6 separate regions of the Mus musculus genome follow, and all the other regions are linked to region 3. The links are chromatin loops, found by intact Hi-C in ENCODE. Cell type or tissue: heart. All regions are shown on one strand.

Region 1 (5,000 bases), 460 kb before region 3:
TCGGGAAACTCTCTTTGCTTTTCACGGGTCTAGGCTTCATCTCTGCTTCAGTAAACATTAATCCTTGATTGCTTCCCTGGACTACATTTTTCCAATGAATTGTGTTTCTTCTAATGCCCCAAGGAGCCTGGGAACCAGGGCTTCCATTTCCTCAGGAAGTCTCTGACCCTCGTTCTTTTCTGATGACTTCCTGCTGATACCCATCTCAGGTTTGGGTCTTTTGCCAGGTGCACTCTGCTTCTTACCACTGTGCTCTGATAAACCTTTATGCTAGAGTTATAGAGTCTGATATGTATTTGGCTCAGAAGAAACCTTTATAGGTGAGATGACATTTCTGAAAAATGAATCCCAAAAGTGCGACTTATGAAACTATTTTTTTTCCTTGTTGGTGTAGGTTGTAAGCGTGCTAAGAGTCCCTTCCCGTTTCCATTGATTTCCTGTGGCTTGCAGAGAATTTTAGGCTAACACTTATTTTTGGAAATCAGCAGTCATAATTCTCAGGGACTAATTTTAGCTCTTGAATGCCTAATAAGTCTTGCTGTTGATACATAATCACTACATTGGTTTTCAGCTGATACAATGGGAAGCGCTATGCAGCAGATCCCTTTACAAGAATGTTCACAAACCTTGTCAAATGTTGCTAACACCCAATTTTCCTGTTTGGGTGTTAGGGTTGTGTGTATCACATGGATCTTTGAACTGATCAGACTGTGCAGTTAACTACCATCAGGGTTCTTAGCCTACTGATCATAAAGATTGTGCTCAAAGCAGAAAACAGTTCTCAGAGAGACTGAGAGACATATTCAAGATGTTCATGGGTAGTAAGATGACCACAGGTACTTTCACAGTATTTGTGAAATGATTATACGGTCATAATTAGAATTTAATAAGTGTTTTTGATTTTGTATAATGCTATTGTGACTCTTGGCATGGTTTTGATGCTACAACTGAAGACATTGAAGACACACTTTGAGCACAGTGTAGCTCATTATGAACAGGCCTAGAGGAGGAGCAGCCTGGTTGTATATTTTAATGTGCCTTATGGGTGGAGGGAATTTTTTGCAGTATTAATTATTCTGCCTGTACCCAATGTTCTAATTACCTTTAGCTCTTTAAAAGTAATTTGCAGCATATGGACAGCTGTTTGTATAGACAGAATTATGCATTTCTAAAATCTTTTCTCTTGCTTTTGGGAGTTGCTCAGTGGCTTTCTTTCCTGCTTTCAGCTCCTCCATTTGCAGATTGCAGAAACACAAAGGTGGCTGAAGCCGTTCTGACATAATGCTGTGCCTACAGTTGTCATGGTGCCATCAAAGCAAGTGTACAAAGGCTTTTTTAGTGGGATTTTTTTGTAGTGACCTTCATTTGATGGATGAAAGACCAGCATCCATAGAACAGAGGTTCTGTTCTATCGTTGATGCCTTTGTACAAATTTGTAGCTAAAAGGTGTGGGAGTTTTTATCCTTGCTTTGGCATTACATAGTCTGCTGAGCTTCCTTCTACCAAAAAATTCTAGAGCTATTGTTCTTGTAATTAAATATAGTTTTCAGAGTTTATGAAGGGGCCAGAGTTTCAAATTTATGAGATCTTGTTTCATTAACATATATTTATATATGTATATATACACACACACATATATATAGTGAATTATTTATTACACTCAAATATCCAGAGGAAACTTCCCCAACTGTTATGAGTGAAGCACCAAGTTCTCATATTAGTAAATACAGCATCATCAGGCTCTGTAAGTTTCTGTAATATAAACTATCTGCTTCATTCAGTTAAAATGATCCCATATGGTAATATACTTGTGAAAAACCACAAGTGAAATTACTGTTTAAAAAACTAAACAAACAAAAAATCCAAAACTAAACAAAACCCAAACAAACAAACAAACAAAACCCAAGCCATCCCCTGACCCCCCAATCTCCTTGTATAAGAAAGTCTTTTTTTGTTTTGCTTTAAGTTTGAAGAGAAGCCCCCTGGTCTTGCAAACTTTATATGCCCCAGTACAGGGGAACGCCAGGGCCAAGAAGTGGGAGTGGGTGGGTAGGGGAGTGGGGGGGGGGTATAGGGGACTTTTGGGATAGCATTTGAAATGTAAATGAAGAAAATATCTAACAAAAAAAAAGAAAATGAAAAAAGTCAAAAAAAAGAAAAGAAAAAAAAGAAAAAGGAAAAAGAAAGAAAGAAAGAAAGAAAGAAAGAAAGAAAGGAAGGAAGGAAGGAAGGAAGGAAGGAAGGAAGGAAGGAAGGAAGGAAGGAAGGAAGGAAGGAAGAAAGAAAGTTAGTTGTCTCCAGGGAACAGACAACTGGCTAGTCTTTGGCCTGAATGATTTTTCTGAGTTCTGACCAGCAGGGTGCAGTATTGAATCTTAGTTACTGCTCAGCGGGTCAGAAGGAGAAGAAAGTAGTTATGTTCCTTCCAACCGGCTTAATTTATACATCCTAGTAATTGGACATTTCTTTTGGACGTGACTAGCATGCTTGATTCAATTCTCAACTCCCTGGGTTCTAGCCACTTCTTTTCTAGTACCAGTGCATGAACTGAAGGTTCACACGAGGGAGTGTTACCAGCCTGGGAGACTGAGGGAGAAGTTGATCATTTTTGTTATAGGAGAATCATGTTGGTAGTAGATGCTGCCAGACGCTCTGGAGCAGTAATTCTCAACCTGTGGGTGGCAACCCCTTTGGGAGTTGTATGTCCAATGTTCTGCATATCAATATTTACACTATGATTCATAGCAGCAACAAATTACAATTATGAAGCAGCAGTGAGATAATTCTATGGCTAGGATTACCACAGCCTGAGGAACAGTATTCACGCACCCAGGCATTAGGAAGCCTGAGAATGACCCAGGAGAATGCTCCCAAACTTAACATTTGGGGCTCAGTTGGCTCTGCACCCACTTCTGTTCCTGCTTTTCTGGGTTGTCATCACAGTTGGGTGACTAGTTACACTCTGGCTATAACAAGGAATAAAGAGACATTCGATAGATTGTCACAGATTGTGAGATATTAGATTTTTATTGGAAAACAGGGATATATTTCTATTCTTAGGAGGGGGAAACATAGTGCCTTCATCTGAAAGCATATTGCCAAGAAATCATCTCAGTGTTCACATGGGAAAACAGTAGGATATCTATGAAAACTTTCAGAAACTTGTTTGTAGAGCCATGTTGGGGTGGTAATTGCATAAATATAAAAATATACATCTAGTGTTAGTTGTCTCAAGGAAGGAATCAGCAGTGTAAACTTCTAGCTCTTCATTACTAGACATTCATTAATGGTGTTTTAGAATTCTTCCAATAGTTTTTCAAGTAGTTTTAACTGCTAAAGAAAAACTTCCTAATAAGTTAAATACAATAAATAAATAAATAAATAAAATAGAGTATTGAGCATAAGGCTAATAAATGTGTGACCCATCATAACCTTTCCCGAGCTTAATGTACAGAAACTGACCTTGCCTCGGGGCAGTATGAGTAGGGGATATTTGTTATCTTTTGTTAATTCCATTGTGTGCAAATGATTACAAGGAGCTTGTTGTATTCATAACTAGAGCAAAGGAAGAACAAATAATTTGTCTTGTGCAAAGAGTCTGGTTAATTTAGTAGAAAACTCACCAACACCTTCTTGTTACAAATATAACATTGTAGGGAAGAAGTAATAGAACTGGTCATGTGCATTCATGGACTTCCTGTTTAAAAGTCAGCTTTAAGGTATCAGCACCCATTCACTCTCTACAGGATGCTTTGCATTGTGCATATGGATATCACCTTGATACCCCATCGTTTTCATCTTTGCCCAGACTCCTGTGTGCCTGTGATTAGAATAGCTGCTGCCACTCCTTTATGTTCGTCTACTTTAGGGATTGGCCTGCCTGTTGAATTAGCTTGATTGAATTCTCCACACTATAGAAAAACAACTCCAACAAGTGATAAATATTTTTAATTAATTTGGGTTGAAAAACTTCATACATGAGGACTATGTTTACATAATCTCCTTCCCTCTGGCAACCCCTTCAACTCTTCCCATGCTCCCAGACTCAAATTTATGAACTCTTCTTCTTTAATTACACACATACACACACACACACACACACACACACACACACACACACACAGACACAGAGACAGACAGACAGACAGACAGACATCTCACTGAGCCCATTTAATGTTGCTCATATGTATATATGTTTTGGTTGACTATTTGGAATTAGATAACTTATCAGGGTGTTCATACCTGCAGAAAGTAGATTTCTTTCTTTCTCAGCAGTCATTGATTGATTAGAGTTCTTCATCTAGGTGGAGTCTGTGAAAACTCCCCTATCTATATCAGCATGTCATCTAATTTTATGATTTATTGTAGGACTTATTTAGGCAGCCATATTGTTGAGATTTTTATAGGCACAGCTTCCCTGTCATGCCTAGAAGACACTTTGTAGCAGCAGATGTCTTGATCCTCTGGCTCTTAATCTTTCTAATTCCTCTTAAGTAATTTTCCCTGAGCCTTGGGTAAATGTGTTGCTAAACACCACCAAATTACTTACTTTCTGCATTCTGATCAGGATAAATATATTCCAGAATATAGTCTGGAATTATATTGATTTAGAAAAATGTCAGTAGTAGGTTCTCCTCTAGGGTGTGAGATCTCTCTAGTCCTTGGTAGTTGACTAGGTTTATAACAAGACATAAATTCCCTCCTACTGAGTGGACCTTAGGTCTAATGAGACAGCTGTCGGTTTTCTCCAATATAAAAGTGTCTCTAATGAGATATCTTGCTAGGCCAGTCATTATTGCAATGCATAACCTTTACAGTTGGATAGGACAATTGACTGATTTTCTCCCCTGGCCATTTACATAGCAGCTACGACAGCTAGTCTTTGATGCTACAAGAACTAATCCTCAGGAAGAAGGTTTCCTGGTCAGTTCCACTCATTCCTTCAAGTTCTGTATCCAAAATATGTGATGTCTTCTGCAATAGAGTCTTAGGTTCACATT
Region 2 (5,000 bases), 780 kb before region 3:
AGCTTAGACAGCCAGTTCCCACAGATGCCAAGGTAAGGATAGTATGTACAATCTACTTTCCAAACACAGGGTTGAGCATGTTAGAGTCCAGAGTCCAGCAAACACTCAGCTGGTGTTTGCTCCTGTGTTGTTTGGATAATGTAAGGTACTGCCCAGACATGACTGAGTGAGCCTCTGAAAAGCTTCCAAAGATCCCACTGCAGTACTGACTCTGGTAATAGCTGTCCCAGAAATAGGGCTTCCCTTTCAGCATGCATGTCCCAGGAAGAGGCTGCTCCATGACTGATACAGGGACTTAGGTTAGGATGCAAACAGTGTCAGTGCTAACAAAGTGAAAAAGACAGGGATGTCCACTGACTCTGTCCACGGAGTTGGTTGCATAGAAGGAGAAAGAGGTGGGTGGACTCGATAGTTTCAAGCCATGGGACCTATAATAGTGATGGCATGTGGTCTGAGAGATACAAACTGTGGATATTTAAAGGGCTTTGCACTGGGCTTGTTTTGGTAACCACTAGAGCTAACTCAGAATGGTCTCGGATCTTAAAAGGGTTCTAGGGCTTATATCTCACTGCATTCAGTATGGGAAACACCAGAAATACAAAGTTCCAACTTGGAAATTTGGTATAGGAAAAGTACATTTGAACTTCCTGTTTTTTCTCCCTGCCCCCGACCCAAATTACTAAAGTTATATTTGCAGAAGTTTTCTGTGTCAGCCAGCTTGCACAAGGGTGTGGGGAAAATGTTTTAAAAACCAATGTAGCACAGCCAGAGTCGGAGAGAATAATAAATGGTAAGTGCGCACACACTTGTATTACTTTTTTAAAATGAGGGAAGGATAACTGGATGGTACAATTGGGGACCACAGTCCTCACCAAGGTGGGCAGGGGACTGTGATGCCTGATAGCAAGGACATTCAGGAATGTTGGGGAAGGAGCGGAGGGAAGCCGGAGGGAAGCCGGAAACATTTCCAGGCCTGCTAGTGCCTGAAACAGTGAGGAGAGTCATCGAGCAGGCAGAGGAGAGGAGAACCTCCCCCGAGAGAACAGGCTTTGTGCGTCTCTAGAGAGAATGGCCATGGGAGAGCCTCCGGACACAGGCCGATGGGGCTCAGGTGAGGCACATGAGAGAAAAATATCTCAGTTCTGAACGAAAATTGAAGGTTCTGACTAGATCCTCAACCATAAAATGAACCCCTTCATAAAGTGAAATGGGGACAAAGAGCTCTGACACAGGAGTGATAAAGAAAACTGAATATAAGTTAAAGTACAAATCGCAAGAATTGTCTTATTAACTACATGTCTATATTAGTATTGCTTTAAGGAGCTTGTGCTTCAACGACCGTTGGCTTCGGTGTAGAGGGGAGGTCCAGTGTGATTATAGGACCCGGGACTCCCAAGGACTCTGCCATTAGGGTGGCCGGAAGAGAAGGAATAGACTCAGACACACGGCAAACAATGAAACAAGTAAGTCTGGGCATTTTAAAATGCCAAGCAGATCCTAAAATACTATTTGATAGGCCACCATGTTTACAGATAATTAATTAATTAATTAGTTAATTAGTTAATTAATGTGCCTCACTCTCAGAGGTCAGAAGAAAACTTATTAGGAGTCAGTTCTCTTCTTTACCACAGGGACTCTAAGGAACTCAGCTTGGGTCATCAGGCTTCATGGCCAGTCCTGTACTTGCTGGCCACTGTCCTAACCTATCTGGGAGCCAGAAAAATGAAGTCATGGCACATGGACTGTCAGGGCCCAGCAGAAGTGAGCTGGGGCTGCAGTTCTGTTAACCTGCTTAGAGGAACTGGGGCAAGATGACTCCCCAGGCCTTGGGTTTTCTCACTTGCAGAGCTGTCTCCTACTCCTACCAGTTAAGAGTAAGCTAATGTAGGAGTGGCCAGCTCCCTCCCTCTCCCTCCCTCCCTCTCCCTCCCTCCCTCTCATTGCCTCTCCCTCCCTCCCTTCTAAGAGAGAGAGCATTAGCTGTGGATGACAGCTAGCTGTAATTTCTAAACAAAAGTCACATGAAAAAATGGGTGCTCCTGAACAGCGTAACTAAAATGGCTTTAAATAAGGAGAATATTTTTGAAAATAAAATCAGTTGAACACCTTTTACATGCTCTGCACTGATTATTAATTAAAATTACCACTCAAGTTAAAATCTCTAAACCCTGTCACTTTAGTAATGCTTTAAGAACTACCACTGAGATGCTACAACTGCGAATCCAGAGAAGTAACACTATGTATTCTGATCACCATAACAAAAGCCACAGGCTGATTTTACAGAGAACCTGGGTTAGAGGCTCAGTTCCCCTGCCCTGTCTGATGTGCTCAGTTCCCCTGCCCTGTCTGATGTGCTCAGTTCCCCTGCCCTGTCTGATGTGCTCAGTTCCCCTGTCCTGTCTGACCTGCTCAGTTCCCCTGCCCTGTCTGATGTGCTCAGTTCCCCTGTCCTGTCTGACCTGCTCAGTTCCCCTGCCCTGTCTGACCTGCTCAGTTCCCCTGCCCTCTCTGATGTGCTCAGTTCCCCTGCCCTGTCTGATGTACTCAGTTCCCCTGCCCTGTCTGATGTACTCAGTTCCCCTGCCCTGTCTGATGTGCTCAGTATTTGATGCGATGTGATTTTCTCCTTGCCATTTGCCCTCCCCTGAGGGTCGCCATTGACAGTTGATGTGAAAAAGACATTGTGACCATTTTAAAATAAGACCTAGAATTTGCCTTGCTTAAAACATTTTAAAAATCATTCTATAGTAATCCCCACATCAAGTAGAGATTTTCTCCTTTGACATACATAGAAACTGGGTTCTCAGAAACTTAAGTCACTTACCCAGGGTTTTAGTTAAGAACACAGGTATAAGTCACTGGGGGTTTCTGAGTTAAAGTTCTGTGATGCTTCCTAAAGTCATGTGACAAATCAAAAGACTTTTCTTAAAGTATTTCAAGAGTAATTAGAGGGGAATGAATGTTTAATCACACTGAAAACAATTCAGGGAAGAGGAACACAATAGAGAGCTTTAAACATTGTGAAACACTGTAGCAGGGTTCTCAGTCGTCTGAACACACACTCACTTTATGCTTAGAACAGTCTAGTATCGTTACTCTGCCCCAGTCTCCGACATATATAATGGGTGAAGGCAGGGAAAACAGTTGCCACAGTTTTCTAATATGTGAGGGAGGAAAGGAGCATTTGCCATACAAAGTATTAGCCAGAAAAGCTCTCCCGTTTATAGATATTTTGCAGCTTAAATCTTATTGAGATTCAGATGATGATTCTATACTTGGCAAGTTATAACTTTCAGAATAGCAAGTCATAGATTGCTTTTAGAGTTTAGTTATATTTATACTATTGCCCTATATATCTCTAAGCCAACAGATGCACACCAAAGCTGCTCATGGGTATCAAAGATCCAAGTTATAGAAAACAGACACTGTGTCAGCAGTGGTCTGATGTCTAGTCACATAGAGATGGAGGCTCAGTTAGCTGAGGCAAAAGTCTAAAGACATTTACTCTCTACTTTCCTGGCTGGAAAATGGAAGGCCTGATGTTTGTGGGCGGATGATGAACTCAACCCTCACTGCACTAGGCAGCAGAGATACCAAACTAGCCTTCAGGAAGAAAGCCAAGCCTGACAGGGTGGAAGCCACACCCTGCAATAAGACCAAGCTTTCCTAAACTCACCGTCATTTCCTGCACTGCCTGAGGGCTCTTTTAAAACCGCTCAAACTCAATGCACAGGCAGATCATTCGGCAGACACTGGATCAACTGACACGGTCTCTTTGTTAAATGTGCTGCCGCTGCTGCCTCTGGCTCTTCTAACCTAGCAAAGGCCCTGAGACAGGTGCGTGACAGGGCTTCTGCTGCCAACAATTTTGAGTAAAACCTAAGAAAGATGGTGACCAGGCAGTTTTAGGACAAGGCACTCAGGCTACAAAGAGAGAACATGGACTTTGTGGGAGCAGGGATCTTTGCTTTGTGTACTGATGGACTATGTAGAGGTACTTGATAAATGCATGGCAAAAGCAGAGGTCTCCTTGTGGCACCTAATAGCCACATGGGGGACAGCAAGACTTTATTCCACCCAGAATCCTCGATGCTTCCTTGAAGCATGAAAAGTATATGAAAGCCAATATAAGAAGAATCTTATAAGTGTTCATATGAGATTTATGTTCTATGATAGGCATGGTTGGCCCTGCTGTAATTTCAGTACTCAGAAGGTTAAGGCAGTAGGACTGCAAGCTGGAGAATAGCACTGGCAACACAGTGAGCCTCTATCTCAACACACACACACACACCCTACCTCATAAATATAATGTATATTTATGAATAAACATATTTATGTATAGATAGACTCTCATAATAATTTAAGAATTTTTTACTAATAGCCATTACTGTGTTGAAGCTGGTAAACCCCTGGCTCTACTTAGCTTTTATGATTGACAAATGTCCCCATGATACAACTCACAGACCAAATGAAACCCAGGAAGAAGGAAGACCACACCAAAGTGTAGATACTACAATCCTACTCAGCGGGGGAAGAAAATAATCTTGGGAAGTAGAGGGAGAGAGGGAACTGGGAAGAGAGGAGGAGGAGGGTAAAAAGGGGGGAGCTAGGAAAAAGCACAGAGGGTCAGGAATTTGAAAGGAGGTGAGTAGCAGTGGGGGAGGGGGAACTGGGGGCAGTCACTAGTTAGAAAGTCCCAGATGCCAGGGACCCAAGAGGTTCCCAGGACCCAACAGGGAGGACATTAACTAAAATACCTAACAAAGGGGAGAGAGAACCTGTAGAGATCTTATCCACTGGATAGGCACTGCCGCAGGGTGTGGGATGGGGCCACCCACCCACCTCAAAAATATTAATCCAGATTTCCTCCTGTCTAAAGAAAATGCAGGGACAAGGAGTGGAGCAGAGACTGAAGGAAAGGTTATGCAGAGACTGCCCCACCTAGGGATCCATCCCATCTGCAGACACCAAACCCAGACAGTATTGCTGATGCCAAGAAG
Region 3 (5,000 bases):
TGTTCACCTCTGGAGGGTGACTCCTCCAAACAGGCAGGGTGTTTCTTTGCTTCTAGTGATGAGTTAATAGTCAATTCTGTGTTAATACCCAGTAGATGGGGGAGAAATGTCTGAAGCAAAGCTAGTCTAAAGTGTCTTGTGTCAGCAGAGGCAGAAATGTGCACTGTCGCCACAGCCCACAGCAACTCTGAGAAGCAGCTGGGAACTGCAGCCACTGGGAGACCCAGAGCTCAGCTCCTGGCCACCCATAATCCCAGAAAGGCCGTCATTTGAAATTGCACTTCAGCTTGTGTTTCTCTTTTTGTTCTACAGTTGTAATGCCTAGTCAGACGAGTCTGAGAAGCACAGTCTGCCAGTTGACTTAGTATCCTGTAAGTCGGGGACTCATTTCAGACTTGCTATCTGCAAAACTCAAGAAAAGCTTCAGGGTGACTTCAGCCAATAGGAGGCCTTTGTTTTCCCCCTACTTTATTAAAAAAAAATATTAGAACATATTTGTTTTTGAGAGATGGTTTGTGTGGTGCGGGCTAGCTTGGAACTTAGCTGAGGGTGATCCTGCCTCTACTGTTATTTGCTGGGATCAAAGACATGAGCCTCCATAGCTAGGTTTATGCAATGCTGTGGATTAAACCTAGCGCTTCAACACAGTAGGCAGGCACTCCACCAACTGACTATCCTTGAAGGGCACCTTTAGCCTTCTGAGTCTGCCACTGCCTAATGGTGCAGTTGGAGGAGCTCCTTTAGGCTCTCTTCCTGCATGCCACGTCAGGGCTCCCGGCAAGCTTGCTTTAGCCCCAGAAGCTCGATATACTTGCTTTTGAGATCCCTGAAGCCGTTAAATGAAATGCCAATAAAATGCTATTTCTCGAGGATTGGGCTATGCCCCACCTATAACCTTAACTAAAAATGGTTCTGGACTATCTGTTCCAGGAAACAGCAACCGTGCCTCTGTTTCAGAAGGTTATTATGACCATCTGCTGTGACGCCTACCTTGTTATGACCCCCTTATTATGACCAACTTGAAATCATGCTTTTGTTTTAGGAGTATGTTATGGCCAACTTGTTATGCTTCTATTCTGCTTCTGTAACCCTGCCAATTTTGCCTGCCAAATCCCCTATTTGGAAATCCCCTACCCCTCAGAGCTAAAAACATCTTACCTTCCTCACATACAGTGTTGATCTCTTGAGCCCTGCCTTAAGAGGGAGACAGCCCAGCTTATGTACATAAATAAGAATCATAATTATAATAATAAAAGCTTGCTTTAATTGTTTGTTTTAAATAATCTGGCCATGATGATTTGAGTCGGTGGTCTTTCTCTTTGAATCGTTGAAAAGAACATGGCCTGCCTCAGTTTCCTTGTCTTTAAAATGACAATTTCACTGGAATCATCCTCATGAGGTTGTTTAGAGAATTACATGAATTATTAATATACAAACGCACATGTGACAGTAGTTAGCACATTGGCCAGAGTCGTAGGGATTTTATTGCTACGATGAAACATCATAACGAAAGAGCAAGTTGAGGAAGATTGGCTTACACGTCCATGTTGCTGTTCATCACTGAGGGACGTCAATGCAGGAACCCAATCAGGACAGGAACCTAAGACAGGAGCTGATGCAAAGGCCATGGGGAGATGCTGCTTACTGGATTGCTTCCCATGACTTATCCAGCCCCCTTTCTTACAAAACGCAGAAGCATCACTGCAGGGATGGCACCGTCTACCATGAGCTGGCCCCTCCCCCACTGATAAATAATTGAGAAAACGCCTTACAGCTGGATCTCATGATGACATTTTCTCAACTGAGGCTCCATCCTCTCTCAGGACTCTTGCTTGGGGCAAGTTGACACATAAAACTAGCCAGTATATCCAGAATCTACATAGGGCTCAGAAGCAGTCTCAAAGGCACAGCTTGCCCTGTGTCCAGAACTTTCTACTGTATGTAAAGCCTTCTGAGTTTGAAAATTGTTTAAAATGAGGCCACCTGAGTTGCTCTGTGCCTTGGAGAGGTGGAACCCCAAAACAGAACAGGCAGCAGGTGTCTTGTTCACTCAGCTCCAATGGCATGATTCCTTGGCTTCCTCTATAGGCTGCAATCCCACAGGCCTGAAACCCTACGGAAAAGAAGGGAGAGGCAGAGGAACTCTGGAGCCCTGTGCTGGTCTGAAACTGCACAGGCCTTGGAACACAGGCTCTGATGCACTCCCAGCCAGGCCAAAGGACAAAGCAAGGAAACCAGTTATCAGAACACCCAGCTGGCTCTCACTGGATGACTTCCTGCTTCTTGAGTTGAAAAGGCTGATGGTGTTCCTAGAGACAAGCAAGAGCCAGTTGTCACAGGAGAAGCAGCATGGCAGTGTGATTCAAGCTGTGACCTTTCAGAGACTCCAACTGTGTCTGGGTTTTCCATTTGCAAGCCCATAGCTAGAAACTCTACCTCCTCAGCAGAAAGTGTCCTCTTCCCAGCAGTTCTCCACTCCGGCCAGCAGATGGTGCAGTTTCCCCTGCGTTCCAGACAGTGTCTTGCTTTAAATCTGAAAGACAAATTGCCTATTTTGCTGGTAATATAAAAAGTAGAGGTCAAAATATCTTAGAGACGACAAGTTGAAAGATCTTTAAAACCTTTGCTTTTGTAGACACTAGATGAAATATGTGTTGTGATTTACAAAACTTTTATCTTATTATCTCAGCCCTCCCCCCAAAAAAGAAAAAGATCAAAATTGATTTTAACTTCCTTTTGGAAAAGGGCTTCAGCTGAGTCCTCCCTCTGTGTTTGACTGGCAGACTTTAAATTGAATTATTCGACTCTCTACTGTTGTATTGTATTACTAGTGTTTTAATGATATTGATAATGAGAAACAATAGAGTTTTACAGGCACTATCATGCTTTAGCCCCACAACACAAACTAGATGCCAGAATACACACTGATTGTATAGCCAAACCCTGAGGCTAAATCAGCACGCACATGCTTAGTGTGTCAGGGCAAGAGCTACTAAGAGTTAGTTTAATGAAAAGGTCGTTATCTTAAGTAAAAGCATGGTTGCCATCCCATTTAACTGTTAATTCTGCTATTTTCCCATGCCCTGGTTAGCTAAACTTAACACAAGACAGATTGTACACTAAATTACCAACAATGGCAGCTACAACGCTGGCAGCACTTACTCTGCATTGGGTGCTATGATGAAAGAAGCTTTAAAATCCCACAACAGGGCGCCATGGGGATGGCTCTGTAGTCAAAGCCCTTGCTCTGCAAGTGTGAAGATGCAGGTTCAGATCCCCAGAACCTATGCAGATGCCAGTTGAGTATGGCAATCTGCCTGGAAGGCAGGGTTTCCCAGCACAAGCTGGCTAAGGAGACCAACCATATAGGAAAGCTCTGGGTCTGACTGAGAGATGCTGCCTCAAGGTATGGTAGAGAGTATCTACCTCAGTCCTCAGGCCAACCCCCACCACACACACACACACACACACACACACACACACACACACACACACACACAAATGGAAAACCAGATTTGGTTACTTAAAATCCACAGCAGTGTTGGTGGGTAGGAACTGCCTAACAGTCATGTCACTGGTAAGAGAAATGAGGCCCAGTGAGGCTTAGTAATGTCACTTGCTAATTCCAGCACTCATATCTGCCACTTTCCTATTAGTGGCCTCCTGTCTTTCCTGTCATGGTTGCCTGACTGAATTTGCCTCTGTGTATTTCTTGGTTTCATGGTGGCATCTTCTTTAGCCTGAGATTTTCGCCTGGTAGGGCATTTTCTGGGTGGTCTGTTCTCTGTCTCTCTGCCTTTAAATGGGTTTTGCCTCTGAGCTTATGCCCACGCTGCCACTGAACAGTCCCAGTTGGTTAGTCTCCAGATTGATGCTACTAACAGACTTAATATCCCAAGATCACCTCATATTTCCACAGTATTAGAGACATCGACTATTTGGTGGTACAAATGGGCATGCAAGATGATTGTCTCAGTAGAGTGACCTCCTGTCTTTTTTTTTTTTTTTTTTTTTTTTTTTTGAGCATGTCTCTGCTCTGTCTCAGAAGCAAAGGAAACCGTGTTTCTCTCTCCAGTCAGGCAGAGACCTCTGAAGCTTCAGCTTCTACTTCAGCAAGGAGCTTCTTCAGGTCCTTACTCCCACCTATGCAGCTTCATTTCTGTTTGCAGACAGGACTTTGGGCTTCTGTTTGGAGGAGATCAGTACAACTTTGCAAATGGTGTTAAACTTCATTTAAATGAGTGGGTTTCCGTTGCTTGTTGTAGTTGTTATTTCTGGGTTTTTTGTTTGTTTGTTTGCTTGTTTGTGTTTGTTGTTTAAAATTTAAGACCTGGTCTCCTGTAAGCCAGGCTACCCTGACCTCATTATGTCAGAGAATGACCTGGAACTCCTGGTCTGCCTGCCTCCCCCTTCCGAATAGCAGGATAACAGACATGCACCGTATTCCTGGTTTATTTGCTACTGGACATGGAATCTGGGGCCTCTGCCATTCTGCCAACTGAGTTAAGCACCCTGCTCTGAATCTTTGGATGTTGAAAGTCTCTCTTTCTATATACAATGAATCATCTGTCATGTGGGCTTATTTTGAAACCTCATGGACATTTCTATCTCATGAAGTCTGATATTGCTGAACAAACAATTGGTAGCTTTGTCAGAAATCCTGCTGCCTCTGAAACTGAGGCCCTTGTCCTCATCTCCATTGCCCTCAATCCTCACCAGTGGTCTGCACTACATACACTTCCTAAAAGTTGCAAAACCTGACTAAAGTAGGCCAGTCCTTCCATCCTTCTGTCTGGATAAGGAAACTTAGTGCTGAGGATCAATTCTGTTGGTGGGCCACTCTCATGTTTTGGATTTGTCTTCATGATAGGGAGTAATTCTCAATATCTAACATCATTCTGGAGAGTGGCAATATCCAGACTGTGTCCTGGAGCAAAGAGATAATGTGGCAGGCAAGTCCGCTTTCTGCTCAGTTAGCTCAGAATGCACCCTATTGCATG
Region 4 (5,000 bases), 1.9 Mb after region 3:
ATATACAACAAACCAGTAGCCAACATCAAACTAAATGAAGAGAAACTTGAAGCAATATCACTAAAATCAGGGACTAGACAAGGCTGCTCACTCTCTCTCTCTCTACCTATTCAATATAGTACTTGAAGTCCTAGTCTTAGCAATTGGACAACAAAAGGAGATCAAGGGGATATAAATTGGAAAGAAAGAAGTCAAAATATTACTATTTGCAGATGATATGATAGTATATATAAGTTACCCCAGAAATTCGACCAGAGAAATCCTAAACCTGATAAACAGCTTCAGTGAAGTAGCTGGATATAAAATTAACTCAAACAAATCATTGGCCTTTCTCTCCACAAAGGATAAACAGGCTGAGAAACAAATTAGGGAAACAACACCCTTCACAATTGTCACAAATAATATAAAATACCTTGGTGTGACTCTAACTAAGGAAGTAAAAGATTGTATGATAAGTACTTCAAGTCTCTGAAGAAAGAAATCGAAGATCTCCCATGCTCATGGATTGGCAGGATTAGTATAGTAAAAATGGCTATCCTGCCAAAAGCAATTTACAGATTCAATGCAATCCCCATCAAAATTCCAACTCAGTTCTTCACCGATTTAAAAAGGGCAATCTGCAAATTCATCTGGAATAACAAAAAACCTAGGAGAGCAAAAATTATTCTCAACAATAAAAGAACCCCTAGTGGAATCACCATGCCTGTCCTCAATCTGTATTACAAAGCAATTGTGATTAAAAAAAAAAAAAAAAAAAAAAAGCATGATACTGGTAGAGTGACAAACAGGTAGATCAACGGAATAGAATTGAAGACCCAAAAATGAACCCACAACCTATGGTCACTTGATCTTTTACAAAGGAGCTAAAACCATCCAGTGGAAAAAAGACATCATTTTCAACAAATGGTGCTGGCATAACTGGCGGTTATCATGTAGAAGAATTCGAATTGATCCATTCTTATCTCTTTGTACAAAGCTCAAGTCTAAGTAGATCAAGGAACTCCACGTAAAACCAGAGACACTGAAACTTATAGAGGATAAAGTAGGGAAGAGCATAGAAGATATGGGAACAGGGAAAAAAATTCCTGAACAGAATATCAATGGCTTGTGCTGTAAGATCAAGAATTGACAAATGGGACCTCGTAAAATTGCAAAGCTTCTGTAAGGCAAAGGACACTGTCAATATGACAAACTGACCACCAACCAATTGGGAAAAGATCTTTACCAATCCTAAATCCAATAGGGGGCTAATATATATATATATATATATATATATATATATATATATATATATATATGAAGAACTCAAGAAGTTGGACTCCAGAAAAGCAAATAACCCTATTTAAAATGGGGTAGAGCTAAACAAAGAATTCTCAACTGAGGAATACCAAATGGCTGAGAAGCACCTTTAAAAATGTTCAACATCCTTAGTCATCAGGGAAATGCAAATCAAAACAATTCTAAGATTCCACCTTGAACCAGTCAGAATGGCTAAGATTAAAAATTCAGGTGACAGCAGATGCTGGCCAGGATGTGGAGACAGAGGAACACTCCTCCATTGCTGGTGGGATTGCAAGCTGGTACATGCACTCTGGAAATCAGTTTGGAAGTTCCTCAGAAAATTGGACATAGTACTACTGGAAGATACAGCAATATCTCTCTTGGACATATACCCAGGAGATGCTCCAACTTATAATAAGGACACATGCTTCACTATGTTCATAGCAGCCTTACTTATAATAGCCAGAAGCTGGAAAGAACCCAGATGTCCCTCAACAGAGGAATGAATACAGAAAATGTGGTACACTTACACAATGGAGTACTACTCAGCTATTAAAAACAATGATTTTATGAAATTCTTAGACAAATGGATGGATCTGGAGGATATCACCCTAAGTGAGGTAGCCCACAATCACAAAAGAACACACATGATATGCACTCACGGATAAGTGGATATTTGCCCAGAAGCTCAGAATCCCCAAGATACAATTCGCAAAACACATGAAGCTCAATAAGAAGGAAGACCAAAGTGTGGATACTTTCATCCTTCTAAATGGGGGAACAAAACACCCATGGAAGGAGTTACAGAGACAAAGTCTGGAGCAGAGACTGAAGGAATGACCATCCAGAGACTGCCCCACCTGGGGATCCATCCCATAAACAACGGCCAAACCCAGATTCTATTGCAGATGCCAACAAGAGCTTGCTGACAGGAGCCTGATATAGCTGTCTTTTGAGAGGCTCTGCTAGTGCCTGACAAATACAGAAGTGGATGCTCACAGTCATCCATCGGACTGAGCACAGGGTCTCCAATGAAGGAGCTAGAGAAAGTACCCAAGGAGCTGAAGGGGTTTGCAACCCCATAGGAGGAACAACAATATGAACTAACCAGTAACCCCAGAGCTTCCTGGGACTAAACCAACAATCAAAGAAAACACATGGTAGGACTCATGGCTCTAGCTAAATATGTAGCAGAGAATAGCCTAGTTGGTCATCAATAGGAGGAGAGTCCCTTGGTCCTGTGAAGGTTCTATGCCCTAGTATAGGAAAATGCCAGGGCCAGGAATGGGTGTGGGTGGGTTGGGGATCAGGGGGAGGAGGTGAGGATAGGGGATTTTCAGAGGGGAAACTAGGAAAGGGGATAACATTTGAAATGTAAATAAAGAAAATATAATAATATAAATAAATAAATCTGATAGGTTAAAAAAAAAAAAAACCTATGCCACACTTAAAACATAAGTTCCCCCTCTAGTGGCAGGGACGGGTACAGCAAGGGACAATTACATTTCATAACTTCAGAGTTTTCTAATCATGTGCTCTAACTGCTCTGATAAATCATAAGTTTGTTTTTAAAAAATACTGGTAATAATAACACAGTAGCTAGCAGAGCATTTCCCCTGGAGATCCAGCACTTCCTCTCTCCGAAGTTCTAAAGCAATATAATACTGGCATAACAAAAAGAACAAGGTGTGACCTGTTACGTGAATGGAAGATCCACAGACTAGCAGGTATATTTGAATATCTAATGAGTGCAGCTGTGGGAGAACACAACACCTTACCGTTGACCACTGAGTACCTCTCATGGGCCACTGTCAGGTTTCCTGGGTAATGATCCATCTATGGATTACCCGACAGGCATTTGGGCCTGGGTCTTATTCCACCTTCTCCTCAGAAGCCAGCTCCCACTATGAACTCACTTTCAACAAGACACCTTTCTTATAGAATACGTTTTGTTTCCAAGCTCCAATTAATTTTAATTTTAAACCTGAGAGAGAAAATTACCTTTTCAGATTGGAAACCACAGTTTGTGCCTATTTTCCACTTCAGTTTACATATGAAGCATTTCACTGTGAAGGTTCTGTGCTCAGCACTGATAAATTTGAAGATGGATGGGAGAACTCAGTGGGGAAGGCATGAGGGTGGTGAGAGAGGCTGTAACAGATACCATGGAAGTACATTTCCACTCAGAGGCCAAACATGCATGTCAAAAGCATCTGGGGACGTTCATGTGCAGACATGGTTCATGGCTCACTTGAAAAGCATTCATGAGGCCATCTTTCAGTCCACAGTACCATGAGAGTGGAGAGAGGAGGACCAGAGATGAGGGAGATGGGGAGAAGGGATGAGGAACAAGGTCAGAGGAGGGCAGAAGATTGTGAAAGAACGCTGAGTCTGGATGTCCTTCCTGTGTACCCTCCAGAGGGTGGGGAATAGCCACCAAGTCACATCATCCCACATTCCCGAACCAGATCATTTTTTATCACAAAGATGTAGTTTTCTTTTTCAGTTTATCCCCCAACCAGAGCAGAAGCTAGCAGACATTCTACGCATTCACTAGGTATTCATTCATTCTACATAGTCTGGGACCTTGCAGGTCAAGCACACTCTGAGCCACAGTCGGGGAAGACTGACGTCATAGCCAAGGGAACATATGATCTAAGGTTCTAGGCCAAGTGGGCATGGCTAGGTAAATAACAAGAATAAACTCAAATCCAAAATAAGATTATATTTTTGGTAGATTTACTCTCTTAAAGCTTGCCTATAAATGACAATAAGAACTAAATTTGAAAATATATGACAGTAAATACTTGTTACGTGTGCATCAGAAGAAAAGGTATTATAACAAAATATATAGTTTTGCTATTAATAAATAAATATATCTATAAAGCTCCAGTAAGGAGAAAATCATATTTTAAAAGTTATAATATTAGCTGTAATTTTCTTTAGAATTTGTTTTAATAGTTTTGCTTTTCTAATCTTTCAGTTTTCTATGCCAGATATATATTCTTTATACTCTTTAGAAGAATTGTGTTGTTCCTATTTTTATTACATTTACTTATTTAATTAATTGTGTGTGTATGTATGTATGTATGTATGTATTTTTTTATGTATGTATGTGCAGGCATGCCTCAGCACCCTTGTGAAAGCAGAAGACAAATTTCAGGAGTTGGTCTCTCCTTCCACATTGAGCGTGGGATCAAATTCAGGTCAACAGGCTTGGTGACAAATGCCTTAACACATTGATCCATCTCACTGGCTCAGAAACATTTGGTTTTAATGGAGAGAAAAAGTTGCACTCATAATTCTGCATATATGAAATCGTCAAAACAAACAGAGATGATAGGCTTGCATGGGTCTATCAACTTGTTCTTAATACCAAAGGGCAATATTATTCTTACATCTTAAGGCTTATCTGTGGGTGGTATGAGGGTTATTAACACACAGGGAAGAACTATATTACCTTAGTTAGAGTTACTATTGCTATGGTGAAACACTGGGACCAAAAGCAAGTTGGGGAGGAAAGGGTTTATTTCAGCTTACACTGAAGGAAAGCAGGGCAGAAACCTGGAGACAGGAGCTGATCCAGAGGCCATAGAGGAGTACTGCTTACTGGCTTGCTCCCCATGGCTTGCTAAGTCTGATTTCCTATAAAATCCAGGACAACCAGCCCAGTGCTGGCCCTACCCACAAAGGACTAGGCCATCCCCCATCAATTACTA
Region 5 (5,000 bases), 790 kb before region 3:
TCCACCTCCCTCCACCCCCCAATGCTAGAGATCAAACTTGGTCTATATTGATAGGCAAACATTCTACCACTGAGTTACATTTCTAGTCACTTAAGAAGATAAATTTTAAATGATGTTTTGGAGGCCAATTGCATCAGCTAAGGGCCTGACTGGAATATTTTGTGACTTAAAAAGCAAACATTTATCCAGTCAGATTTCTTCAGCTACAACATCCAACAGAAACTCAGTGACACATGGTTCATGCCCTATAACCTTTAAAGGTTGAATGTACACAGGTGTGTTCAGTAAATATTCAACATTAAATATTCTTGAATGTTCCAAGCTTTCACTCATATTGGGCAAGTAGATTACCCCCACCTCAGTCAATAGTCTTCACAGACATTACTTTTATGATTCTTGTTTGCTAGTATAAACCTTTAAAGTTATTTAGGAGTGGTTCCTTAGCAGCAGTAGTAGTAGCAGTAGTAGCAGCAGCAGTAGTAGCAGCAGTAGTAGTAGCAGGTAGTAGTAGCAGCAGTAGTAGTAGCAGTAGTAGTAGCAGTAGTAGTAGTAGCAGTAGTAGAAGTAGTAGTAGCAGCAGCAGCAGCAGTAGTAGTAGTAGTAGCAGCAGCAGTAGTAGTAGTAGTAACTACCATCTAGGGAACTCTTGTCCTTGGTCTGGTTCCTAAACTATTTTAAGGTCCAGCTCTTTAGGGGGAAATGCTAGATAGTCAGACATGGATTGGTAGCCTGAGAGGTAATTTAAGCTTTGAACTCAACACTAGAAAAGTAATTATAAACTTTACCACCCATTGCATTTAAATTACCACAGGAGTAATAGGAGGAATCTGAGCTTTCTTGAGGTCTATTAAGGAAAAAGTATTTTCCCAAGTCAAAAGAAAGCAGCCTATGTCTGGCCCTAGGTGGAGACATTCTCACCTCCTCCAAAGAGGTGACGTCACACACTGTCTTGGTGGATTTGTAGACAACCTGGCCAGGAGATGCCCCCCACATAAAGCTAACTTACCCGGACCTAAGTGATGGGAGGAATAACTGTCCCCCTTAAAGGGATTACATCCATATTCTTTCCGAAAATCTTTCCCCTATGTAGTTGTTTGCAGAGCTTCCAACATGTAGCCCTGAGGTCTGGGCGTGCTTTCCCGGACCTGGCTCTCCATTGTTCTCTGAAACTATTCTACTCTTCTGTCAAGTGAGTGCTTACTCCCAGAACTTTACAATCTCTTCCTCTTCTCTATTCTTCCTCCCCACAGCTGCTAAGTTTTGCAGCTCGCTTACCCTTTTGTTTTGCTCTCAAGCACTTATAAAATTGTCCTTAATCTTCTTTTTGAGTTTAGAGTTTAGGTGCTCTTAAAGAGACTCAGAACCCTAGTTGCCCAGGTATAAACTGGTTCCATCTTGTTTGCCAGGGTATACAGGGCCTACCTCCCTATCAATGCATTGTAAACTTATGTATAAAAAGAGCTTTCTGGGACAGAGAGATTGCTCAGCAGTGAAGTGCTTTGGCTGCTCACTCAGAGAAACTACATTTGGTTCCTGGCACCTACATTGAATAAAATACATCCCACTTTAACTCCAGATCTAGGGATTGGCCACACATGGCATACATACACAGACAGATATACATGTACACAAACATAAAAGATTTTTTTAAAGAACATTCTAACTATGATTCAGAGTACATTTGCTAAAGGCTTTATACAGTACTGTGGCAGACTAAAATCTCAACTTGATTACCCCAAGTTCTGGGCACCTTCTCCAGTTATGTGTGTGATGAATTTTCAAGTATACTCATATTGTACTCTTCTGCCTTCCTTTTAAAAACTCTATGTAACTATAGAGAGAAGACACATGGACACACCCAAGTGCACACAAAAACAGCTCACTGTGCTTACTTTACATCCCAGCTTTATGTTGTGGCAGTACTGTAGCTCATAGGTTTAATTTATAGCCAAGTGTAAGACATTGGGCTTAGCCTTTCTCATGCATGCAGCCCTTTTCTGGTTCTGAGCTTCATTACAGATGGCTGAGGCTGGAGTGTGGTGGCTGGATAACTTGGGCATTACCTGAGCTTCTATCTGATAAGAATTCTATGAGGCAGAAAAAAGCCAGTGTCATTATCCTAAGATTTTTTTTTTTATTGGAGAAACTGTAGCTCACAAAGAAAGTTAAATAACTTTCCCACGGAGGCAATCAAATTAATGTCAGAGAACACAAGTATTTAAAGCCAGAGCTGTTCTCCTCAGCGGCAATACAGCCTCTCTCTTCTCCACTCTTTGCTACACACCTTTAATACAGGCATCCCATGTTTCATACAGGCATGCTATGTTTAATACAGGCATGCTATGTTTATGCAGGTATACCAAGCATCTAAACTGCACTTTATGTATATGTATTTCTAGACACATCAACAAACCAGCAAATATACTTTCCAATCATGTTTTCTTTGAATTGCCAACTTTTGAAATGATAACATAAATCTTTCAAACTGAAATTAGCAGGAAGACAAGGGATGAGTGGAGTGAAAGAATAAGGAAAGTCAACAACTTGGTTTGAGTAAAGAAACATAAGATCAAAAATATCAACTGCTAATTGTGGGGTGGGGAAAGCCCTTCACAGCCCCAGCTCTGCCTCTTTGCCTTTCTCGTACAGCAGGTGGAGCTCTGGTACCGTGTGAGGTGACAGGATGCCTCTCCCTCTGAGGAGGAAATCCAATCCACTCTAAGCATCTCCATTTTCTTTTGCATTTCCAAATGATCCCTTTTCTGGGTTTTTGAAACATTTTTCCTCTGTGCTCTGAGACCCCTCTGGCCACAGTACCTACACCTCTTTTCTCTGCCTCGACAGAGGGTTACTGTCTTCACTGCACAGCCTTATGGGGCACTTAGAAGAGAAAATTAGAAGATATAGTTGCACAAAGCAGCCTGCCTCTCTGTGTCTCTCTGTGGAGACTTTTTCCATCTACTGAATCTATTTTTTAGACTGAAAATTTTCCAAAACAGCTACCACCAAATCTTCATGTTTTCAACTGTAATTCTGTGGAAAATGTTGTCAATAATTTCCCATCAAAACCTTATTATAGAAATTTAAAAAATTTTTTATCTAAAACAACAAAAGGAGTTAGAACATTTCTAAAATTAGAGTATTATTTTTATTAGGAACCATTAGGGGAATCAACTATTGGTATTTTACTAAGCCAGAATAAGCTAGCTGCATTCAGATCACTCGCCCTTCTACTCACAGATAGGTGCAGCCCTCACTCCTTTCCAAGGAAGCTCCTTTTGATGACACATAGAGACTATCTCAGAACTACAGTTGGTCAAAATAAAGGCGGTGCCTGACAATGGGATGCTCACAGCCAGTCGCTGCACCATACTTGAGGCTCAGGAAAAAGCATGGCAGAGGAGATGGAATAACTGACCGTAAGAGCCAGCAGATCAGCTCATCTGCTGCTAGACTGTGTCTTCTAGACACAGCAGTCTGTTCCCATGAGATCTCAATGCTATGGCTGCTTAGATAAGACCCACATAATGGCAAAACTAATGAATATGCCGATGCAGGTAGGGAAACCTCGCAAGGCCTCACTCCTACATGAAGCGGCATAGGCAGTCTAAGGTTGATGAGAGACGGAGAACCAGCTTTCTCTGGGGAGCAGCTACCTGATAGGTTATCAAATTCCAAGTGGTTGGAGCACATTGTATATACAAGCAACACTAAATGGATTCAGTAGATTTTGTATGTGAGTGAGTATGCATGTATACATATGTAGGTAACTAATAAAGAATAGATCTGAAATTTGAGAAAGAATGGAAAGGACATAAGAGGAGTTGCAGCATAAAGAGGGAGGGGACTGTTATAAATATAGTACTCTAGTATGAAATTCTCAAAATAATACATTTAAATTAAAAAGAATATCTAAAGTTCATCTTCAAACAAAAGATAAAGATCTAATATGACTATAAAGATTACTTTTCTTTTGTTTTGTTTGTTCTGTTTCGTTTCATTTTGTATCATCCCGACTGAGTGATCACAGCCTTAGTTAAATATTTATTCTAGGAATATAGATGAAAGTTGGTGCAAGTTAGACAGCTTTGTAGAACAGACTGCCTCCCAGATGTTGATGGCCTCAGCTAGTCAGTCCTAGGGAAACTGTGTAGGAGAGACCATGCTCTCTGCCTGCTTTTGGGTGGGGCAGCAGTCCTCTCCTTTGTGATGTGGAGTCACGCCTTGACAGGTCTTTCAGTCTGAGCTGAGTCACCCACTCCAGGCACTCCACTCTGCTCCCTATGGATTATGGGACTTCTCTGTCTCCATCACTGCACTACGTTCATAAGCCAAAGCCATAGAAGAAAGACACAACACAGGTACCAGGAATGCTTCTCTGGACACCCTAGAGTAATATAATATATTTACTAATTTTATGTTACTCTTTTGGCTATAAATGAATCAAGACTGTCTTTACTTGTGAGCATCCCTTCCTGAATAACACCAGATTCTGTTTCATTGCCAAGCAGTGTCATTTCCAAACTTATTTATACAAATACATGTCACCTACTAACAAACTAAGTACCAAACCAACAACCAAACAACAACAAAAGACAGCTGTGGTTTATGCTAACTGCAACAAATGAGCAAAAAGCTGTTATGGAGAAAATTTTTATTTACCTTAGTAACATATCTTAAACAGATTTTTCAGGCCAGGTGTATAAAGGAATCTCCTCACTGCCTACTGTATCCTGTGCCAAGAAAACAAACAACAGCAAAGATCTGGTCTGAAGCTGTTTATTATTGATCAACAAAGATGACAGGAAGCTAGCACCAGAATGTAAATAAGCTTTCTCACCAAGAACACTCTTTTTTTCCTACCAGAAGCTTTCACAGAGGAAAAGCACCGTATTACACTGTGGTCCAACTTCCTTATCTCACAGCAATGGCCACTTTGAACAACACTGTTCTCTGATTTTAAAAGCTCTCAGGTGTTACTTTGTTTTTATAATACATCA
Region 6 (5,000 bases), 350 kb after region 3:
ACATACACACAGATACACACACACAAATAGTAAGTATTTGGGGATTTCAGGCCCATATATGAACAAATCATCACAGTTATTTCCCAGCAAAATTTTACCAAGGTCCAAGCATGTTCAGCAGTTCCTGTGCTGGGTATCATGGAGGCAAAGAATGGCCTTTCTACAAAATTTGTAGATAGAAAATACAGTCTCTGAACAGGACTTGGTCTTAGGACTTTCAAACTTAGTTGCTCTTCCTCTCTGTGAGATGTGTAAGCATCTTATGTCTGATTCACCAAGAAAAAACTAAGAAGTTGTAAAGTAAGACATTTCTGGTACTGCAGCCCTTCTACCAGGCAGTTCTGTACAGAAGGCAAAACATGAAGAGTATTTCTCTAGATAATCCCAGAGGGGTGTTGAGCAGGTAGAAGAACATAAATGCTGAAGGGACCTCTTCCAATTCTACAGCAGACACAAAAATCTAACTGAAACAATGAACACAGGATATGAATAGACATTTCTCCCAATATAATTGAACAAAAACCATGGACAAATACCCAACATGATTAGCTACCAGGATGGAAAATCGAATCAAAACCACAGGGAGCTCACACTTCACAGACCTTGGGATGAGTAATCTTGAGAAATTAGAACAGCTGTCTTCATGACGACTCGGGGAGATGGGAATGATGGTTGGAAATGTAAATCGGAGTGATGGTGTTAGAAACGACCTTGGCACAATCTTCCAGAATTAAACATGGAGTTGTCATATGACACAGTAACTACATTCCTAGTTACTTATTGAAGAAGAATGAAAATATATGTCCACAAAATAATTATAAATGAAAAGAGCTATTCTTGGATTATTATTAAGAAGTAAAATATTGAAACAACCTGAATTTCCATTCGACAAGAAACAGACCTACATTCAGTCCTATGGGAGAATATTCTTTGACAACAAATGGAGAGGTTTCTGCACATCAGGAAGAAAAAAAAAGTTAAAAAACACAGAACTCCTGAATGGAAGAAATACTTGCAATATGTCTATAACATATTTAAAATATCTTGAAGCTTAGACAATTGAATAGCAAATAATATGTCTAAATTTCAAAGATGGTAAAGGTGTTATACAAAAAAGCTTTTTGCAGCATCAAGGCTGGACACTAAATTGTTCTGCATTCTGGGCTTATGTTCTATCACTGAGGTACATCCCCAGACTTTCTTTCCAAAGAAGGAATACAAATAGCCAAGAGGTTTATGATAAAATGTTAAATGTCATTAATCATCAGGGAAGTGCTAATAAAAACCACAGGCTATCACTTCATACTTGTTAGGCCAAGTATGACAGTCAGTAGAACAAGAGGAACACTTGTAGATTGTTGGTGGGGATGTAAATTAGTGTGACTATCATGAAAAAGCACTAGTAGGAGTTTTCAGACATTTAAAATGAGGACCATTATACAACTTAGCGATCTGAATTCTGGGTATGTATACAAGAAAAATAAGATTATTTCCAAGAGATATGAAGATCTCCATGCTTACTATAGCATTATTCCAAGATAAAGAAGGGAAGTGTCTACCTAAAGACAAATGGATGAAGAAAATATGTATGTATGTATGTATGTATGTATGTATGTATGTATGTGTGTGTGTGTGTATACATGGTACACACAAACATAATTTGGTCTTAAAATAGAAGGAAAATTCATACTGATAATAACATATATTAACCTAGAGGACATTAAAAATAGAAAGACGGAAGACGAATGTGTACCACTTCACTCATAGGTTATGGTGGTTTGAATAGGTTTGGCCTCCATAGACTAATGTGTTTGAACCCTTGGCCCATAGGGAGTGGCACTATTAGGAAGTATGGCCTTGTTGGAGTGGAAATGGACTTCTTGGAGGAAGTGTGTCACTCTATAGGTAGGCTCTGAGGTCTCCTATACTCAAGATCTACCCAGTTTAAGACAGTCTTCTCCTTGCTGCCTTTGAATCAAGATGTAGAATGTTCACCTCAATGTCTAGCACCAGGTTGGCCTGTGGCCATGCTTCCTGCAATGCTAATAATAGAATAAATCTCTAAACTGTAAGCCAGCTCTAATTTAAATGTACTTTATATAAGCATTGCCTTTGTTATGGTATCTCTTCATAGCAAAGGAAACCATAACTAAGACATAAGTGGGATCTATAAAGGTTCAACTTACAGAAACAAAGAGTGGACCAGCAGTTCCCCAGCTCTGAGAAGTGAAGATCTGCTGGTAAGGTGTAAAATTTCAGATATAGGGTGACTAAATTCTGACCATCTGGTACCCCTAATGGTGACCACAGTCAATAATTTATTGTATATTTCAATTTTCTTAAAAGATTATATCTTTTTCCTACAAGAAAACTAGTAATCACCTGTGGTGATATGCTAGATATATTAACTTGATTATGCTAATTGCTTTACAATGTATACATCACATGTCATCATACTGTGTACAATGTATACATCACATGTCATCATACTGTGTACGTAGCGCACACACACACACACACACACACACACACACACACAATCATTCCTGACAAAACTGGAACAGAAGTACTTGTACATAATAAAGATGGTCATCCATGAAAATTTGAAACTTGAGATTACTAAAATCTCAGTGGATCACATATCATTAAACTATAGAGTTTAAGTAAAAGAGCTGCATAGGATTTGAATGATATTTCAGTAAAGTTGTATTCAAAAAGGGAAGATTCAATTTAGTGGCTGACAAAGGTTCAGCCAAAAACAATGACAAAACTTATTTTTAGTTCAGCTGAGGTCAAAAATAAATGTGACTCTTTTATTACTCAGGTGCACTGAGCCTTTCTACTCTCTTGTTCTGATAATCAAAATGTTAAAATGTGTGGGAAGGTCTAGAGAACAGGGAGCCATCAGGGAGTTCTTCAGAAATATGGACAGAGTGAGGACTGGGTGAACAGTGGCAGCATTTTCAAAATTACCATAAACATCAATCTGAGAAAACAGAATGAGTTGGTTTTCAGGTGGGCACTTTCATTAAACAAATGGCGCCCAAATGCCACTCTTAAGTCAAGAGAGGGCAGGGTGACATTTACAAGACTCCTGGAAGCCCAGTCCAGACGCTGGAGCTTTCCTAGCTCTGCAGTGGAGCACTTTGCACTTAAGGAAACTAACACATAAAGTGTGTGGTAGAAATTCAGGGGACTGAAGGCAGAATGCAGGACTGGGTGTTAATGATGGCCAGTGACAACCACAAGGATGGCAAGGAGATGGGGACAATGAAGCCTGTTTTCTTCTTGCTTCCCATGTGAATGTACAGCCCCATGAACAATCAACACCATAAAATAGTGGTCAAAAATGGGGTAGATTTCCTATGATGTTCTAGATGGAGAATTAGTACTTATCATGAAAAGTACTTACCATGCCTTAAAATTAAGAAGAAAAAAAAAGAAAAAAGAAAAGCTGGAAGAAAAAGGAAGTCCCAGGAAAACACTTCCTTGGTTGTATTTTAGAACTGCATCAGAATCGTCCATCTCAAACTTCTGGGACAGATTGGGTAAAAGCAATAATTTCATAAAATCATGGAATTTTCTCTTTAATTAAGAGAAGATGTGGGACATGGTGGCACATGCCTCTAATCCCACCACTTGAGAGGCAGAGGCGGTAGGATCTCTGTGACTTTGAGGCCAGCCTGTTTTGCAGAGTGAGTTCCAGGATAGCCAGGACTACACAGAGAGACACTGGCTAGATAAACAAACACACACACACACACACACACACACACACACATACACAAACACACAAAACAAACAAATCCCAACACAACAACCAAAATAATATAAAACAGCAACAAAAATACAAAGAAGAAAACAAATAAACAATGGGCTGAAGAGATGGGTCAGAAGTTCAGCTCTTCCAAAGGTCCTGAATTCAAATCCCAGCAACTACATGGTGGTTCACAACCATTCATAATGAAATCTGATGCCCTCTTCTGGTGTGTCTGAAAACAGCTACAGTGTATTTACATATAATAAATAAATAAATAAATAAATAAATCTTAAAGAAAAATCAAATAAACAAAACTGAAGAACAAACTGAGGACAGTATTTTGGAACCTTGTAAAAATCCCAGAGAGCTATCCCAGATATTTTTTGACCAGCTAAAAATATGAATTACATGTAGTCTGGCAAGAAAAGCTAATACAATCTGGTGTGTTACTTAACTTTTAACTTTCAACTTTGCATAACCTAGGATTACCAGGGTAGAGAATCAAAATTAAGGAATTGTCTAGATCAGGTCAGCCTGTGGATATGTCTATGAGGCATTATCTTTATTATTAACTGGTAAGGCAAGGACCAGCCCACTGTGGGCATCATCATTCCCTTTTAAGGGGGATCCTGAACTGTATAATAGAGGAAAGAGCTAGCTGAGAGCAAGCAGATAAACCACAATGTGTTATTCTCTTTTTGTTCTTGACTGTGGGTAGGACTAGCTGCTTGAGTTCCTGTCCTGATTTTCTCAAAATGATGGAATAAATGCCAGAGCATTTTATCACAGTAACAGAAGTAAAGCTAGGACACTTGGTAATTTTGAAAGCCAGTGATAAAACTCAAAAATTCTAAGTTTGTATCATTCAGAATAGGGGCATTATCAGAAGCAATAACTTTGAATACCTGATCACACAATTTGTATGACTGGGTTAAACCAACTAATGCCTGACATATCTTTTATATGTGTGTTCTAGGCAGTTTCAACTTTAATTAAATATGAATATCAAAAGGCTTAAATCTATAAAAACTTATTTTAGTAATTCTAGGTTCAGCTATATCTATGAGTTTTTAAATTTCTCTATTTCAAATTATCTGGTAGATATTACAAAGGCACAGTTTGAGTCCTTTTTTACTTAATTATTATGGAAAGTACATTAATGGGTAGGAAATGCAATAGGTTAACTTACTTTACTAATAGAAATACTATAAGGACAAATTGCCACCACTTAAGGGATTAT

Evidence for each region. Peaks named below come from ENCODE experiments on the same cell type or tissue, not always from the same donor. Only the 100,000 strongest peaks of a DNase experiment are listed, where the experiment ranks them.
Region 1: a loop joins it to region 3, with 3 times the contacts of the local background. A loop is called at or near these places in 6 of 42 quality-filtered maps.
Region 2: it touches region 3 in a loop (3-fold over the local background); 5 of 42 quality-filtered maps call a loop at or near these places.
Region 4: a loop joins it to region 3, with 5 times the contacts of the local background. A loop is called at or near these places in 8 of 42 quality-filtered maps.
Region 5: a loop joins it to region 3, with 4 times the contacts of the local background. A loop is called at or near these places in 5 of 42 quality-filtered maps.
Region 6: it touches region 3 in a loop (2.3-fold over the local background); 3 of 42 quality-filtered maps call a loop at or near these places.

What each region holds. Positions count from the first base shown.
Region 1 is chr14:8,932,864-8,937,863 of GRCm38, forward strand. No RefSeq gene overlaps it. Among named protein-coding and RNA genes, the nearest start is that of 4930455B14Rik, 270 kb to the left of the region's middle. In heart, a CTCF peak has its summit at 2,374 (motif pointing right); no DNase peak of the experiment used is centred here.
Region 2 is chr14:8,612,177-8,617,176 of GRCm38, forward strand. All of the region lies in intron 4 of Cfap20dc (CFAP20 domain containing), which reads right to left. Among named protein-coding and RNA genes, the nearest start is that of Cfap20dc, 52 kb to the right of the region's middle. In heart, no CTCF peak of the experiment used is centred here; no DNase peak of the experiment used is centred here.
Region 3 is chr14:9,391,173-9,396,172 of GRCm38, forward strand. No RefSeq gene overlaps it. Among named protein-coding and RNA genes, the nearest start is that of Gm41097, 55 kb to the right of the region's middle. In heart, a CTCF peak has its summit at 2,487 (motif pointing right); a DNase peak (open chromatin) is centred at 2,319; H3K27ac peaks cover 342 bases.
Region 4 is chr14:11,304,521-11,309,520 of GRCm38, forward strand. No RefSeq gene overlaps it. Among named protein-coding and RNA genes, the nearest start is that of Mir5124b, 25 kb to the left of the region's middle. In heart, a CTCF peak has its summit at 2,760; no DNase peak of the experiment used is centred here.
Region 5 is chr14:8,606,095-8,611,094 of GRCm38, forward strand. The region is part of intron 4 of Cfap20dc (CFAP20 domain containing); the gene reads right to left. Among named protein-coding and RNA genes, the nearest start is that of Cfap20dc, 58 kb to the right of the region's middle. In heart, a CTCF peak has its summit at 2,640 (motif pointing right); no DNase peak of the experiment used is centred here.
Region 6 is chr14:9,742,410-9,747,409 of GRCm38, forward strand. The region is part of intron 5 of Fhit (fragile histidine triad gene); the gene reads right to left. Among named protein-coding and RNA genes, the nearest start is that of Gm41096, 220 kb to the left of the region's middle. In heart, no CTCF peak of the experiment used is centred here; no DNase peak of the experiment used is centred here.